Regions from separate parts of the Homo sapiens genome. Here region 2 is linked to region 1. The links are chromatin contacts, found by Hi-C or POLR2A ChIA-PET in ENCODE. All regions are on one chromosome and are shown on one strand. Each heading gives the region's core, a stretch centred on a gene start or an enhancer-like site at or near the end of the contact. The rest is flanking DNA. Distances are from core to core; before and after follow the strand shown.

What was found. Hi-C counts contacts between places; a loop is a spot of excess contacts on that map. ChIA-PET counts read pairs that join two places held with the same protein, here RNA polymerase II (POLR2A). Pooled maps may share reads with other maps.
Region 2: a pooled map shows a loop between it and region 1 (4-fold over the local background). The contact joins the promoter of PCOLCE-AS1 here to the promoter of ATP5MF-PTCD1 in region 1. A Hi-C loop is called at or near these places in 1 of 37 single-sample maps with no recorded cell type and 6 of 50 pooled maps. POLR2A ChIA-PET finds 5 or more read pairs at or near these places in 1 of 52 experiments (activated naive CD4-positive, alpha-beta T cell).

Annotation. Positions count from the first base shown.
Region 1 is chr7:99,464,441-99,468,334 of GRCh38, reverse strand. It overlaps ATP5MF-PTCD1 (ATP5MF-PTCD1 readthrough), which reads left to right and starts at 2,168. Exons shown (of 9, transcript NM_001198879.2): 1 at 2,168-2,206. The coding sequence starts at 2,194. It overlaps ATP5MF (ATP synthase membrane subunit f), which reads left to right and starts at 2,168. Exons shown (of 4, transcript NM_004889.5): 1 at 2,168-2,224. The coding sequence starts at 2,194. RefSeq lists enhancers at 1,980-2,099, 1,766-2,381, 2,382-2,999.
Region 2 is chr7:100,602,388-100,606,281 of GRCh38, reverse strand. It overlaps PCOLCE-AS1 (PCOLCE antisense RNA 1), which reads left to right and starts at 2,244. Exons shown (of 9, transcript NR_038910.1): 1 at 2,244-2,444; 2 at 3,116-3,894. It overlaps PCOLCE (procollagen C-endopeptidase enhancer), which reads right to left. Exons shown (of 9, transcript NM_002593.4): 1 at 3,731-3,894; 2 at 2,744-2,852; 3 at 2,065-2,323; 4 at 1,067-1,191; 5 at 470-606. The coding sequence starts at 3,825. RefSeq lists enhancers at 413-502, 513-582, 2,018-2,810 and silencers at 1,301-1,450, 1,631-2,010.

The DNA.
Region 1 (3,894 bases), core at 919-3,418:
TACCCGCATTATACCGTGGATGGTCAACACACACCGCAAGGAGCAAGTGAAATAAACTTTGAAGACAGAGAGTTCAAGGGTGCAAGGAACCGTTGAGAACACTCCTACCGCAGTACACTACTATATTTGCTGGGGTTGGTTGGTTTGTTTGGAGACAAGTTCTCACTCCATCACCCAGGCTGCAGTGCAGTGGCCCCATCTCTGCTCACTGCAACCTCCGCCTCCCAGGTTCAAGCAATTCTCCCGCCTCAGCCTCTGGAGTAGCTGGAATGACAGGCGCATATCACCACGCTTGGCTACTTTTTGTATTTTTAGCAGAGATGAGGTTTTGCCATGTTGAGGAGGCTGATCTCGAACTCCTGATCTCAGGTGATCCGCGCACCTTGGCCTCCCAAAGTGCTGGGATTACAGGCGTGAACCACCGCGACCAGCCTGGTTTTTTTTTGTTTGTTTGTTTTTTGTTTTTTTTGAGACAGAGTCTTGCTCTGCCGCCCAGGCTGGAGTGCAGTGGCTTGACCTCCGCTCGCTGCAACCTCCACTTCCCAGGTTCAAGTGATTCTCCTGCCTCAGCCTCCCAAGTAGCTGGAATTGCAGGCACCTGCCACCGCGCTCAGCTAATTTTTTTCGTATTTTCACCATGTTGGCCCGGCTGGTTTTGAACACCTGACCTCAAGTGATCCGCCCACCTCTGCCTCCCAAAGTGCTAGGATTACAGGCGTGAACCACCGCACCTGGCCTGTTTGTTTTGTTTTGTTTTTTTAACCATTTTTAATTCCCACTGGCGATGCTGGCCGTGCTTTCACACACCTATAATTGTATATGCGATTTTCACTGCCTGGGGAGAAGGGAAGCAGACATGGAGGAGCCCCACAATGCCACCTCTGAAACAAGAAATGTAGCAGAATGAACTGAACGAGGGTGGCATTTATTTGGCAAGTTATGACTACAAGACCTGCTCTCGAGGTTGTTTTAAAAATCGGAGGCCCGGCGCGGTGGCTCACGCCTGTAATCCTAGAACTTTGGGAGGCCGAAGCGGGTGGATCACGAGGTCAGGAGATTGAGACCATCCTGGCTAACATGTTGAAACCCCGTCTCTACTAAAAATACAAAAAAATACAAAAAATTAGCCAGGCGTGGTGGTGGGCGCCTGTAGTCCCAGCTACTCGGGAGGCTGAGGCAGGAGAATGGAGTGAACCCCGGAGGTGGAGCTGGCAGTGAGCCGAGATCGCGCCACTGCACTCTAGCCTGGGTGACAGAGCGAGACTCTGTCTCTAAATAAATAAATAAATTAATTAAAATAATCAAAATTGAAGTAGCCCGGGCAGTGTGGTTCATGCCGGCAGTTCCAGTATTTTGGGAGGCCGAGGTAGGAGGAACGCTCGAGGCCAAGAGTTTAAGAGCAGTCTAGGCAACATAGGGAGACGCCTTCTCTACAAAATATAATTAGCTGGGCGTGGTGGCGTGCACCTGTAGTCCCAGCTACTTCGGAGGTGGAGGAAGAACGCTTGAGGCCAGGAGTTCAAGACCAGCCTGAGCAAAATAGAGAGCCTCTACCCCCACTCCTCACCACACTGTTTCCACCAAAAAAAAAAAAAAAAAAAAAAAAAAAAAAAAAAAGCTGGAAGTGGTGATGTGAGCCTGTAGTCCTAGCTACTTGGGAGGCTGAGATGGGTGGATCGCTTGACTCCGGGAGTTCAAGGCTGCAGTCAGCCGTGATCAAGCCACTGTCTGAAAAGTAAATGCTCGTCTGAAAAGTAAAAAATAAAAATAAAAATAGACTGGGCGCGGTGGCTCACGCCGGTAACCCCAGAACTTTGGGAGGCCGAGGCGGGGGGATCACGTGAGGAAAGGAGTTCAAGGCCAGCCTGGCCAACATGGTGAAACCCTGTCTCTACTAAAAATACAAAAATTAGCTTGCTGTGCTGGTGCACGCTTGTAGTCCCAGCGCGGCCTCTTCCCACCTTTTAAGGTAGAGAGCCCAGGCTGAGGCGCCCCTCTCTCTAACTGCAGGACCCTCGGATTTTTGCTGTCCAGGCACCTCGCCCTTCGCTTCATGGCCTTCTAGTAGTTCCAGGGTGTTCGCAGTTGTGACCTGCTTCCCGTGAGCCTCTGCTCTACGCCCCTGGATGGGGCGTGCATTCCCTACCCAGCAGCCCTCGCGCGGTCCGGCACAGCGGACACCAGGACTCCAAAATGGCGTCAGTTGGTGAGTGTCCGGCCCCAGGTAAGGCTGTTTGGACTCCGTGGTGGAAGCAGGAGCCAGGGTCCAGGGTCCAGAGCCACACTGGGAGAGAAGGAAGCTGCGGAGCTGCCTGCCCTTTGCTCAGGCACTTCGCCACGACCTCACTTGAGGCGCGCCAGACCCCGCTCCGCCTGCCCAGGCGCGCCTTCCTGCTGCCCAGGGCCTGCGCCAACCGGGTTAGGCGTGGAGGGTGAAGGCATCTGGGGCACGCGCTTCTGGGCCTGGGAATGCGCCGCCTTGGGCCACTGTTCCTCTTTCCGCTAAGAAATAGCCGCTTCCCTCTCCCGCTGCGACCCAGTTGCTTTGCACTTGAATGTTAGGCGCAGCTTTTGCCCTTTTTTCCCAAGGCTTAAGCTCAGATGAAGCTCCAGGAGGAGCTCAGGACTAGGACTGTACCTGATACCATGTAAGGTTCGATGCATATATGTTGAATCAGAGAGGCGAGGTGACCTGTTCAAGGTCACAACTCGTGCGAGGGCTGAGCTGGTATTCAAACCTGAGGATTCGTGGTAAATGAACTTTATTCTCTAGGACGGCCTTATGACTAGCAGGCTTTTCCGAGACACCCATGTGTAAATCGCTACATTCATCCCGCTGTGCACACTGATGATTTTTGTTTGTTTGTTTTTGAATAGTTAGCCCTAGATGCTCCATAGTAGCCTTGTCAGAGAGTCCTTGTTGGGAAAGTCGATTCCATTTTACAGATGAGGGAAATAACTGTTCGGGATGTGGTGTGGCCTCTCTGAGGTCACACAGCCTGATAGTGGCAGAGTTTTGATTAACACATGTGTGTCTTAGCTCAGTTTCTGGTTTTTTTTTATCATTTTTTTTTTGAGATGGCGTTTCGCTCTTGTCGCCCAGGGTGGAGTGCAATGGTGTGATCTCGGCTCACTGTAACCTTTGCCTCCTGGGTTCAAGCGATTCTCCAGCCTCAGCCTCCGAGTAGCTGGGATTACAGGCGCAGGCCACCATGCCCAGCTAATTTTTGTATTTTTAGTAGAGACGGGCTTTCACCACGTTGGCCAGGCTAGTCTTGAACCCCTGACCTCAGGTGATCCATGTACCTCGGCCTCCCAAAGTGCTGGGACTACAGGTGTGAGCCACTGCGTTTCTGTATTCTTTTTTTTTGACATGGAGTCTCACGCTGTCGCCCAGGCTAGAGTGCAGTAGCTGATCTCGTCTCTGCAACCTCTGCCTCCCAGGTTCAAATGATTCTGCTGCCTCAGCCTCCCAAGTATCTGGGATTACAGGCACACACCAGTACCTACGCCCGGCTAATTTTTTTTTGTATTTTTAGTAGAGATGGGTTTCGCCACGTTGACCAGGCTGGTCTCAAACTCTTGACCTCAAGTGAGTCACCTGCTTCGACCTCCCAAAGTGTTGAGATTACCAGCGTGAGCCACTGCGCCTGACCTCTGGTTTGTTTTTTTGAGATGGAGTCTCGCTCTGTCGCCCAGGCTGGAGTGCAGTGGCGCGATCTCAGCTCACTGCAAGCTCTGCCTCCCGGGTTCACGCCATTCTCCTGCCTCAGCCTCCTGAGTAGCTGGGACTACAGGCGCCCGCCACCCCGCCCAGCTAATTTTTTGTATTTTTAGTAGAGACAGGGTTTCACTGTGTTAGCCAGGATGGTCTCGATCTCCTGACCTTGTGAT
Region 2 (3,894 bases), core at 995-3,494, 1.1 Mb before region 1:
TCTAGGCTTACTGCAGCCTTGACCTTCTGGGTTCAAGTAATCCTCCTGCCTCAGCCCCGCAAGTTGCTGGGACTACAGGCACGCCACCATGCCCAGCTAATTATTTTGTATTTTTGGTACAGACAAGGTTGCGCCATGTTGCCCAGGCTGGTCTCGAATTCCTAAGCTCAGGTGATCCTCCCGCTTCAGCCTCCCAAAGTGCTATGATTACAGGCATGAGCCACTACCCCTGGCCAGGTGGCCTTTTAACTTCGTCCCAACTTCGCAGAGCCCCAGTCGCCTCTCTATCCGCGGACCCCAGACCCGGGGCCAAATCTCCTCTTTGCCTGGCCTCCAACCTGCTCCCCTCGCCGGTTTGGAGCCCTGGGGTTCAGATCCCGTCCCTTTAGCTGAACCCCGCCCCTCCAAACAGCCGCGTGCGTGCGGTCCGCCGACTCTCTCCCGGACTCGCCCAGGTCCCGCCCCTCACCCCGGGACTGCGTCGCCGCAGAACTTCCCCAGCCTCCGGGAGTCGTCGCTCACGGCTCCGTTGAACACGCTGACCGAGTCATAGCGGCAGTAGGTGTCCGGCTCCAGGTCAAACTTCTCGAAGGTCAGCGCGATGACCTGGCGGCGGGCGGAGGCGGGGACTGCGCGGCGGGACACCCCTGGGCGCCTGCACCTCATCTCCTACTGGGTGCCTGCAGCAGCTCCCACTCCCACCTCCCGCGTCCTCTGGGCCCCCCTCCTGAAGGCGTTCACACCACAGCACGGAGGACCACACACACCCATGGGACCCTGCAGGGGTGTCGGTCGTCGTGGTTGGCAAGGTCAAGTCCTGGCGCACTCACAAGTGACAGGCCCGCGTGTTATACCAGGACCCTGTACCTCGCTCTCCTGAGACTTGTCTCAGTTGTAATTTTTACATTTTTGTTTGCGTGCATGCAGGGGTTGGGGCTGTTTTGGGTGCCCACCAGCGCAAGCGCAGTGCTCGGGACACAGCAGATCTTCAATAAATCTCTGCTGGCTGCAAGCTGGAGGGCGCCGCCTGGGTCCCCTAGGGCAGCCCGGGGAGGAGGGTCGGTACCTGGTCCGGGGGCGCGATGATGTGCCAGGAACAGCTGATGCCCGGGGGGTAATCGGACTCGGGCCAGTTGGGCGTGGTCAGGGTTCCCTGGGCCTTCTCCAGCCGCCCCCCGCAAAATTGGTGCTCTGGGGAGGGGAGAGAGGAGCGGGGGTGGGGGGCGGTGGAGACCCTCGGTCAGCTTCAGGAGAACTCTAGGCTGGGAGCCCCGGCAGGCAGCTCGGATGTCTGGGGCTCAGGATGAGGGGACGAGAAGAAGGGGAGGTAAGATGGGGGCAGGTTAACAGAGAGCGGCCGGGAGGAGCGCGGCTCGGGGAAGTCTGGGGCCGCAGGGCGCACTGGCGGGCGGTGGAAGCGGGAGGAGGAACTGGCTGGACGCCCCCTTCTGGCCCCTCCCCGACCCGCGGCCGCACCGCGCCTCTTCCCCTAGGAGATCCCATCTCCCCGGCCCTGCAGCAGAGTCCCCTTTCAGGCTGGAGAGGGTGTCCTCGACTTGGGGCACAGCCCCCGAGGACCCCTTTAGGGAGGTCCCCGCCTGAAACATTGCAAGGGAGACTTCTGCCGCCAGGAGGGGGTGATGGGACCGCAATCGGGAGCCCAGGGCTGGGTGTAGGGGCCCCCCGGGGTTGGAGGAACCTAGTCCCCCCAGCCCTGGGGTGCCCCCTCGCGCCCGACGGAGGGAGCCCGATTGCGGACGGGGGCCGGCAGTTACTCACCGTCCCAGTAACCCCAGGCCGCCCATTCCACCCGCGGGTCGGTGACCCATTTCCGCCTCGCGCCTGGGGGGGGCCCTGGAAGAGGGATGGGTGGGTGCGGGAGGAGGGGAGAGAAGACGGGGAGGAGGGACTGAAGGGGCGGTTAGTGAGGAAAATGGGTCAGGGAGGTAGGGGGCCCTAGGCACTGGGGCGCGGGGTGGGCGGGGCGGAGGTTAGGGCTGGGGGCGGGGCTGCGGCCGGGGCGGGGCCTGGAGGGGGGGAAGGCGGAGGTGAGGGAGTTCTCACCAGTGCCCGAGGTGGCCCGCCCGCTGTACCAGAGCAGGAAGCCTCGTCCTCCTGTGCCCTCATCCGTCGTCATCCTCAGGGTCACCTGGTTGCCGGGGGCGACTAGGGGCGCAGGCCGGAAGGTCCCACAAAAGCGTCCGAGCCGCTGGCCGGAAGTCCCAGACCCAGCGAAGACCTCCAGAGCATCGTAGCGGCAGGCGGGGTGCAGCTCCAGGTCGAAGACTCGGAATGAGAGGGACACAGTCTGGCCCTCGGGGACCTGATAGCGGGGACAGAGGCGGGGACCCACAGAGTCAGGCCCCACACAACCCAGCCAGAGGGCAGCTCCCCTGCCCCAAGCGTTTCTTGCAGAAACGGACTGAATGGGAAGGGGCCTCCATGTGAGTGCAGAGCAGAGGGCCTGGTCTCTGCAGCTCTGCTGGTAGCCTGTGCAGGGGACAAGAGCTGAGGCTTTGGAAGAGGAGGGAGGGCCGGGGACTGGAGAATGAAGATTTGAGGGAAGGGTTAAGATGATGCGTGTTACGGTGGGAATGATGCCTTCAGTGACAGAGGGAAGACACTTGGAGCTGCCCCAGGTTGAGAAGGTGGTGCGGGGGGGACGGGGGGGGGGTCCCTTCGCAGTCAGGCCTTTTTGCCTCTGAGACTTTAACAAGGGGTAGTGCCCAGAGGGGTTTCTCACCGTTATGGTCCAGATGCACTCCTTATTAGGGGGGTAGAGGTTGGGGAACCCCTCACTTGCCACGTAACCTGATTCCCCCTTCACATCCCCTCCGCACAGGAACACGGGTCTGGAGAACAGAAAAGGGGTCAGGAAAGAGCAGGGACGGGTGGGACGGGGGAGCACTGGCAAGATGGGGATGAGGTGATGAGGATGAAACTCCAAGGAGGGAAGCTGGGGGATGAAATGGAAAGGCCTTGAGAGACCTGGGGCAGCTTCCACCAGCCAGGACAGGGCTGGGGTGTCCCAGACTCCCACAAAGATAAGGGAAAAGTGGGCCTGGCAACTCGACCATCCCTCCAACCCCAAGAGTCCCCACCCCCACCCCAACAGGAATTCCCGGAATCCTCCTCGGCCCCCCTTCCAGACTCCCGCCTCACTCTGCCTGGCAGTCCAGGGACAGGAGCCGCCTAACTACTTCCAGATGTGGACACAGCCACGAGGCGGTGGGGGGGAGGGGGTGGAGAGATGGAGGGAGCTGCAGTGGCGATGGCCCTCTGATTGAACCTGGAGGCCAGGCTCCGCGAGCTCCACACCTTAGCCCTGCCCCTGTTCCAAACTACTTCAGATTCTGACTCCCAAGTCTCCACTCACTGCCCCCTCCTCCCCCTACAATCCCTCTCGAATTCCTTCCTGGAATCCAGCTACCAGGCAAGTTCAGGAGCTTGGCTCTCTCTTGGGTTCTATGGGGGGTCAAGGATCTGGGTGGGTGGGGAGACTTAAGAGACCAGAGGACGAAGGTGGGGGAATGGGAGCAGTGGTGGCCTGCAGGAGACCAAGGTCTTGCAGCAGATGGGGAGGATTTGGGGGCCAGAGAAGGGTGAGGCGGTGGGGAATCTGGGGAGTGGTGTGTCAGCAAGGGAACCCAAAATATCTCCAGGCATAACCCCAAAGGAATCGGGGGTCTGAAGTTCACTGGAGCTGTCTGGAAGATGCCAAGAGACCTACCTGGTGTAGTTGGGGGTCTGGCCCTGGGCAAAAGGCAGCAGGGCGCAGGCAGTGAGGAGGGGCCCCAGGAGGGAGGCTGTGGCTGCAGGCAGCATGGCCCCGGGGGAAAGGCGCTGGGGTCCTCAAGACAGAGGCAGCAGCTGAATTTTGCAGAGCAGCAGCAG